Regions from separate parts of the Homo sapiens genome. Here region 2 is linked to region 1. The links are chromatin contacts, found by Hi-C or POLR2A ChIA-PET in ENCODE. All regions are on one chromosome and are shown on one strand. Each heading gives the region's core, a stretch centred on a gene start or an enhancer-like site at or near the end of the contact. The rest is flanking DNA. Distances are from core to core; before and after follow the strand shown. Region 1 holds the start of LMTK3 (lemur tyrosine kinase 3). Region 2 holds the start of IZUMO1 (izumo sperm-oocyte fusion 1).

The links. A loop is a pair of places that touch in the nucleus more often than their neighbours do. ChIA-PET counts read pairs that join two places held with the same protein, here RNA polymerase II (POLR2A). Pooled maps may share reads with other maps.
Region 2: a pooled map shows a loop between it and region 1 (3-fold over the local background). The contact joins the promoter of IZUMO1 here to the promoter of LMTK3 in region 1. A Hi-C loop is called at or near these places in 1 of 37 single-sample maps with no recorded cell type and 9 of 50 pooled maps. POLR2A ChIA-PET finds 5 or more read pairs at or near these places in 1 of 52 experiments (activated CD4-positive, alpha-beta T cell).

The regions. Positions count from the first base shown.
Region 1 is chr19:48,509,974-48,513,592 of GRCh38, reverse strand. It overlaps LMTK3 (lemur tyrosine kinase 3), which reads left to right and starts at 1,758. Exons shown (of 15, transcript NM_001388485.1): 1 at 1,758-2,092; 2 at 3,001-3,134; 3 at 3,420-3,570. The coding sequence starts at 2,017.
Region 2 is chr19:48,744,655-48,748,312 of GRCh38, reverse strand. IZUMO1 (izumo sperm-oocyte fusion 1) reads left to right here and starts at 1,404. Exons shown (of 10, transcript NM_182575.3): 1 at 1,404-1,878; 2 at 2,381-2,688; 3 at 3,025-3,099. The coding sequence starts at 2,454. FUT1 (fucosyltransferase 1 (H blood group)) reads left to right here. Exons shown (of 2, transcript NM_001384359.1): 2 at 1-302. RefSeq lists enhancers at 338-1,123, 1,124-1,909 and a cis regulatory region at 2,685-3,205.

The sequences.
Region 1 (3,619 bases), core at 509-3,008:
CGGACGATGGAGAGGTCCGCGCCCAGGGTGGGAGTCCGCGCTTCCGGGTGTGTCTGCAGCTCGGGGCGCTGGAGGGTGGGATGTGACCCCGAGACGGCGGCGGCCTGGCACGTGATGTATGTGTGTCCTTGTCTGATGTGTCGGTGTCCCCGATGGACCGGGTTCCAGTCCCAGCTTTGCCACTCCCCGGCTTGTGTGCCTTGGGGCAGGTGACTACCCCGCGCTGTGCCTCAGTTGCCTCATCTGTACAATGGGCATGATTAAAAAATACCTGTCTCAGAGGGCGGTTGTGAGGATTGAGAGGTAATTCTGTACGTGTAAAACGCTGCGGACGATACCTGGCACAGACTAAATACTCATAAGAATAAATACATTAAATAAACTATGATCATGTATCTTTTGTATGAGGCAAGTGCTGTGGTTGTGTAATGTCTGCGTAACCGCACGGGAAACGTGGGTATTTGCGACCCGTGTGTCTGTGCGCGTGTCTGTGTCTGTGTTGTGGGTGTGTGACTCTTTGTATGTGTTATGTGTGCCAGTGTGTGTTTATGTATGTGATGTGTGACTGTGGTGGGGTTCTGTGTCTTTGTAACCTTGTGTGAAAGGTGTGTGTATTTGTGATGTGTGTGTCCATGTCTGTTTAGGTATGTGATGTGTGCAACTCTGTGTGTCTGTGTATTTGATCTGTGTGCCTATGTCTGTGCTTATGTATGTGTGACTGTGTATATGTGCATGTTATATGTGTCTGTATGTATCAGTGTGTGGTGTATTTATGTGTATTTTTGCATGTGATTTATGTAGCCCTGTATGTATGAGTTGTGTGTGCCCGCATGCATGTGTATGTAGTGTGTCTGTGTGTATCCATGTGAGTGAAGCTTGTGTCCGTGTGAGTGATGCATGTTACGTGTCCGTATACATGCATGTATTATGTTTCTGTGTACTCATGTATGTGATGTGCCTGTCTCTGTGTAGCTGCTGTGTCCGTGTCTATGTTAGTTCATGTGATGTGTGTGTCTGCGTGTGTCTGTGCAATTGCTGTCTGTGCATGTCTGTGTGACGTGCATGTATGTGATACTTGTGTCTGTGGGTATTCTTTGTTGCCCATTTGTCTAGGGACTGTCTGCGTGGCTGTGACTATGAGTGTCAGCATGTCACAGTGGTGTCCGTGGGGATCTTTGTCTGTGGCGTGTGCGTCTGTGGATCTGGGGCTTTACTTTGTCCGGGGCATGTGTGGGTCTTTGTGATGCTTTGACGTTCCTGCGTGGCCGGGTGCATCTGTGCTGGAAGCTGGCCTGCCTGTGCGTTTCCAGTGCGGTCCCTGCGTCTTTGTGTGTGACGTGTACGTGTCCCCGTCTGCTGATGGCTGTCCACCTTTGTATGTGATGCGCTTGTCTATGAGGGTCCCTGCGACGTGTGTCAGCTGTGTGTGGGCTGCGCGTGCCTGACATCTGCATCTTAGCGTGTAGCACATGTGTCCATGCTGGTGGCATGTCACAGCGGTGTCCGGGCCAGGCACCCGTGGGCCCTGCCCCCCCACCCCCGCTGCAAGTGTGTGCCGGTCCCTGTCTGTCCCTCCCCCTCCCATTTCCTCCCCTCCCTCCTGGCAGCCAATGCTACGGGGGAGCCAGTTGCCATGACGACGCTCCATCCTCCCTCCTCCCACCCTTCCTGTGACAGGCTCTCTGCTCCCCCAATCCTGGCTGCCCTCGGGGGCGGGGCCCTCTTTCTCGCCCCCCCCATCCTACCCTCTCCCCCCCACCCCAGCAACCCCGGCTCCCCAGCATCTCTCCTCTGTCCGCCTCTCCATCCCTTCATCCGTCTGTCCCTTCAAAGAGGGGGAGGGGGGTACCTGAGCCAGCAAGCAGCCCCTCCCTCCCCCTGTCCTGCGTCTCCTGCCCCTCTCCTGGGCCGGGAGGAGGCCAGGGTCGCGCGGGTCCCCATGGCTGGGGGCTGAGGGCCCGCCCCCCCCTCCTCCCCAGCCGCCACCACCTCCACCTCCCTGCCATCCTCGACAAGATGCCTGCCCCCGGCGCCCTCATCCTCCTTGCGGCCGTCTCCGCCTCCGGCTGCCTGGCGTCCCCGGCCCACCCCGGTGAGTCTGTCGGGCCATCAGTCTGTCCGGTGGCCCCCACCCCCGCGGCGGCCTCGCTGTCTGCCCAGGGGTCTGTCTGCGGGTCCTGCCCCGTCACCTGGTGCGCGTCTTCCCGCAGCCCAGCAGGGCCCGGAGCGGCGGGGACGGTGCCTCTGTCAGCAGGGCCTGTGGGAGGGAGGCTGGGGGCTGGGTGGGGAGGGGGCTCCGTTTGGGCAACATGTGTGTATGCGTGCACGCATGTGTTTGTGCTGGTGTGTGCAGGAAGAAGGGGAAGGACAGGGCCTCTGGGAGAATTGGGGGCAGAGGACAGGAATACTATTTCTAAGGGGGACACAACACGGGAGGCTGTCTCTGGCTTCTGGAGAGACCCAGGGCTTGCGGAGTTCCCTTCTCTGGGTCTTGGGCTGGGGATAGAGAACATCGGTGTGCGCCAAGCGTCCCTAAAAGAGACAGATCTCAACCCCACAAACTGGGGGGTTCCAGCATGGGGCAAGAATCTTCTCCCAGCCTGCAGCTGAGAGCTAGTCCTCCTCCCCAACGAGGGGTAATGAGGCTGTCCACGGGAGCGTATTTTAAATTCTGCAAGCTCCAGACTTCACTATCACTCCTCTTTCCTTCAACCCTCATTGGAATTCATCCAAGCCTGGGGTGAGGGGATGGGGTGGGATGAGGTGGCGGGGGTCCCAGTTTGGGACGAGAAGAGAGACCCCACCCCCAATCCAACCACTTGGGAAGGCCCCAAACTACAACTCCCACAATGCCTTGGGCCACTCTGCACCTCTGCCAAGGGACCCTGGTCGCAGAGCATCACGGGAGTTGTAGTCCAAGACGTGCCGGGACGGGAGGGGGCATGATTCCGGTATCCAGGGACTTGAAGCTGGGACCCCAGCCCAGCCCTGTGCCCACAGATGGATTCGCCCTGGGCCGGGCTCCTCTGGCTCCTCCCTACGCTGTGGTCCTCATTTCCTGCTCCGGCCTGCTGGCCTTCATCTTCCTCCTCCTCACCTGTCTGTGCTGCAAACGGGGCGATGTCGGCTTCAAGGTGAGGTGCATGAGGGGATTCAACTTGGGGAGGAAGACTCCAGCAAGGCCTTTACCCCCTACACAGGTGGTTGGTGGGGAGAAGGGGGCAGTAAATCCGAGAGCACCTTCCAGCTTGAAGCTATGGCAAGATCTGGAGCCTTGGGATGGGGAAATGGGGGATGGAAATTGGGCTGGGACTGGGAGACAGTTACAAAAATGAAGGGGAGACAAACTTAAGAGAAAGACGATGGCGTGTCTCTCAGCCCTGCGTTCTCCCACCCCTCTTCTCCTCTCCTGGCCCCAGGAATTTGAGAACCCTGAAGGGGAGGACTGCTCCGGGGAGTACACTCCCCCTGCGGAGGAGACCTCCTCCTCACAGTCGCTGCCTGATGTCTACATTCTCCCGCTGGCTGAGGTCTCCCTGCCAATGCCTGCCCCGCAGCCTTCACACTCAGGTACTGCCCCACGCCATGACCAGCATCCCATGGTGTCCCGGGAAAGGCC
Region 2 (3,658 bases), core at 155-2,654, 240 kb before region 1:
GAGATAAAACGATCTAAAGGTAGGCAGACCCTGGACCCAGCCTCAGATCCAGGCAGGAGCACGAGGTCTGGCCAAGGTGGACGGGGTTGTCGAGATCTCAGGAGCCCCTTGCTGTTTTTTGGAGGGTGAAAGAAGAAACCTTAAACATAGTCAGCTCTGATCACATCCCCTGTCTACTCATCCAGACCCCATGCCTGTAGGCTTATCAGGGAGTTACAGTTACAATTGTTACAGTACTGTTCCCAACTCAGCTGCCACGGGTGAGAGAGCAGGAGGTATGAATTAAAAGTCTACAGCACTAACCCGTGTCTCTGTAGCTTTTTTGGAGCCAGAGCCACTGTGTATGTGTGTGTGGGTTTGTGTGTGTGTGTGTGTGTGTGTGTGTGTAAGAGAGTGGAGGAAAAGGTGGGGTACTTCTGAAGACTTTTATTTTTTTTTAATTAATTTATTTTTTTTCAGAGATCGAGTCTTGCTCTGTGGCCCAGGCTGGAGTGCAGTAGTGTGATCTCGGCCCACTGCAAACTCCCACCTCTCGGATTCTGGTGCCTCAGCCTCCCAAGTAGCTGGGACTACAGACGTTCGCCACCATGCCCAGCTAATTTTTGTATTTTTAGTAGAGACGGGGTTTCACCATGTTAGCCAGGCTGGCCTCGAACTCCTGACCTCAGACAATCTGCCCGCCTCGGCCTCCCAAAGCGCTGGAATTACAAGCGTGAGCCACCGCGCCGGGCCCTGAGGATTTTTATTACTCGTGATTGGGAGTACTGTCCCTACTTAGATCTGACAGCCCCTTGTTGCTGGACTTGTGTGAGTTGTGGTCCCTGTTTTTCTGGTTCCCTGTTTCTATCACACAGGAGAGAGAGACCTTCCAGGACCCTAACGTCTGAGCCCCCAGTTGCTCACTCCTGGACTGTCAGTATTGGCCCCCAGTCCTCTCCTCCCACTGGGACCTCCGCGTGGGCAGAAGAGGCGGAGGAGGGAGCGGATTATCACTGAACTACATTTCCCGGAAAGCTATGAGGTTGGCAGCGTCAGTCAGCTACAGAGAAAGAGGCCCCAGGGCATTTTGGGAGTTGTAGTCTTAGGGCTAAAATGTCCACTTCGTGGCTCGACAGCCGTTTCCAAGGACCGCGGTGGGGGCGGCAGCGGCCTGGGGGGCCGGATCTAGCCCAAAGCCTGGGTCCTGGGGCAAGGGGAGGGGAGGAAACTGAAGGCCTGAGTCCGGTCCTTGACTCTGGAAGCCAGAGTAGTCAGGAGGCTTCCTCTTCCCTAGATGCTGGGAAAATTCTAGTCCAAAAAGGCTGCAGCCTCTGTGACGTCATGGAGCGATGGGCGGGACCTCCCTTTGTTGCAGTCCAATCAGACAGAGTTGAGTTTCTGGGTGGGGCCGAGGAAAACCCCAAGGAATATCTATAAAGGAATTCGGGCCCCTACGTGAGAAGCTCGGAGGGGGTGGTTTCAGGAGTTCCTTGTGGAGAGGGGATCGTCCGTGACTCAGACCCCGTCGAAAAGCTCTCGATTTCACGCAACCAACCTTACCCTCGTCCCCAACACAATCCTTGATTTTACCCCTGGGAAAATTAGCGTAGGTGGTCATGACCCCGGCTTCCTCTTTAAAAGCCCTCAGAACCTGGACCGGGCTCCTCAATGAACCCTAGTGTTAGAGGCCACAAATCGGGAACCAAGGTCGGGGAGCGGCTGTTTAGGGTGCATCACTGTTCAGGATGCATCGGGGCTCCTTTTTCTAAGCGGAAGGGTGCGCCCTGCAAATTGGGAGCCCGTTAGTTTTGGGGAAGGGTGAACAAGGGCCCCCTAGGTCTAGAGGACCGCATGGAGTCTCGCTTAAGTGTTAGTGGGGTCCTCAGTTCTAGGAATCTGGTATGTGTTTTGGTTTTGAAGGAGTTCCGAGTTTGATAATATCGTGGTTGGGTCTGTGTTAGATGTTTATTGGTTTGGGCATTGAATCTTCAGCTTGAGGTTCAACAGGTTTTGGGGGGCTGGCGGGGGAGTGCCTCGGTGTTGCTCTTAAGGGTTGGAGTTCAGGCTCACGTCAATCTGGGGACTTGGAAAATTCCACAGTTTGGGATTTTGGGAAGGGGCGCATGGGGTTGGGAGATTCCAGGTTCTGAGTTTGGGGACTTATGAGTGATTCCTGTTTAATAGTTTTTCTGATCTCTCAGTTGGGGGATTCAGTGAGAACCCTAAATTTTGGGTCCCCTGGATTGGGGCTCAGTTTCACACTTCGGAGGCATTTGATGAAGGACATAGGTCCTCTTTATTTGGAGATTTCCTGAAGATCCTCTTTTCGAGGTTTGCGGACCCCATGGATAGGCGGCCCAGTGGGATTTCTTAAGATGGATTTTGGCTTTTCTCCGTTTAGCGTTCTCCTGCTCTCGGTTTGGGGTGAGAGCACCCTTCCTAACGGTCTTCGGGAACTGTGCGCGCCGGCTGCAATGGGGCCGCATTTTACCCTCCTGTGTGCGGCGCTGGCCGGTTGCTTGCTTCCTGCCGAGGGGTGTGTTATATGTGACCCGTCTGTCGTGCTGGCGCTAAAGTCCCTGGAGAAAGATTACCTGCCTGGCCACCTGGATGCGAAGCATCACAAAGCCATGATGGAAAGGGTAGAGAATGCCGTGAAGGATTTCCAGGAACTGTCGCTTAATGAGGATGCCTATATGGGGGTCGTTGGTGAGGGCAGGGGGGACCACGGACCCCTGGGTCCTGGGAAAGGAGGGAGATAAGACCAGGGGAAGGAAGAGGCTGACAGCAGGGTCTCCGGGATTCGGGAATGGAGAAGGCTGAGATGCAGATTCCGAGGTTCCCCGAGGCTAGTAAATACCGTTTTCCCTATCCTCGGCTGGCAATTTTATGTAATAAAACTACAACTCCCAGAAGGCAACGGGCGGCTGAGTCCTTAACCAGGCCTATCTTTGCCCAGTGGCCTCATGGGTATTGTAGTTTCTAAGATTAGGCGCGCCAATGAGACAGTAAGGCTGGAATCTGGGGTTATATCTCCTCTGACAGATGAGGCCACACTGCAAAAGGGGTCCTGGAGTTTGCTGAAGGATCTGAAACGCATCACAGACAGTGATGTAAAAGGTAAATGCATCAAGGGGGTGGGAGTCCCGAATCTCTCAGAGAAGCCAGCGTTAGTGATGCCTGGTCTCTTGGTCAGATACTAGGCTGTGGACCCAGACCGCCTAGATTCCAATGCCTGCTCTGCCACTTCCTAGCTGTACGGCCTTGAGCAAAGGACTTTGAAGCTCCCTTGGCTCTAAAATGCTTCCTCAGTTGTTCAGTTTAAATGTGTATTGCTGGCCGGGCACGGTAGCTCAGGCCTGTAATCCTGGCACTTTGGAAGGCTGAGGCAGGCAGATTACTTGAGCTCAGTAGTTCAAGACCAGCCTGGCCAACATGGTGAAACCTTGTCTCTACAAAAAATAGACATATGTATACATATTAGCTGGGCATGGTGGTGTGTGCCTGTAGTCCTAGCTACTTGGGGGGTTGAGGCGGGGGGATTGCTTGAGTCCAGGAGTTTGAGGCTTCAGTGAGCCACGATTACACCACACACTCCAGCCTGGGTGGCAGGGTAAGACCCTCCCCCATCCCCCAAAATATGCATTGCCTAGCCCAGCAGCTGGCATTATGTTAGACG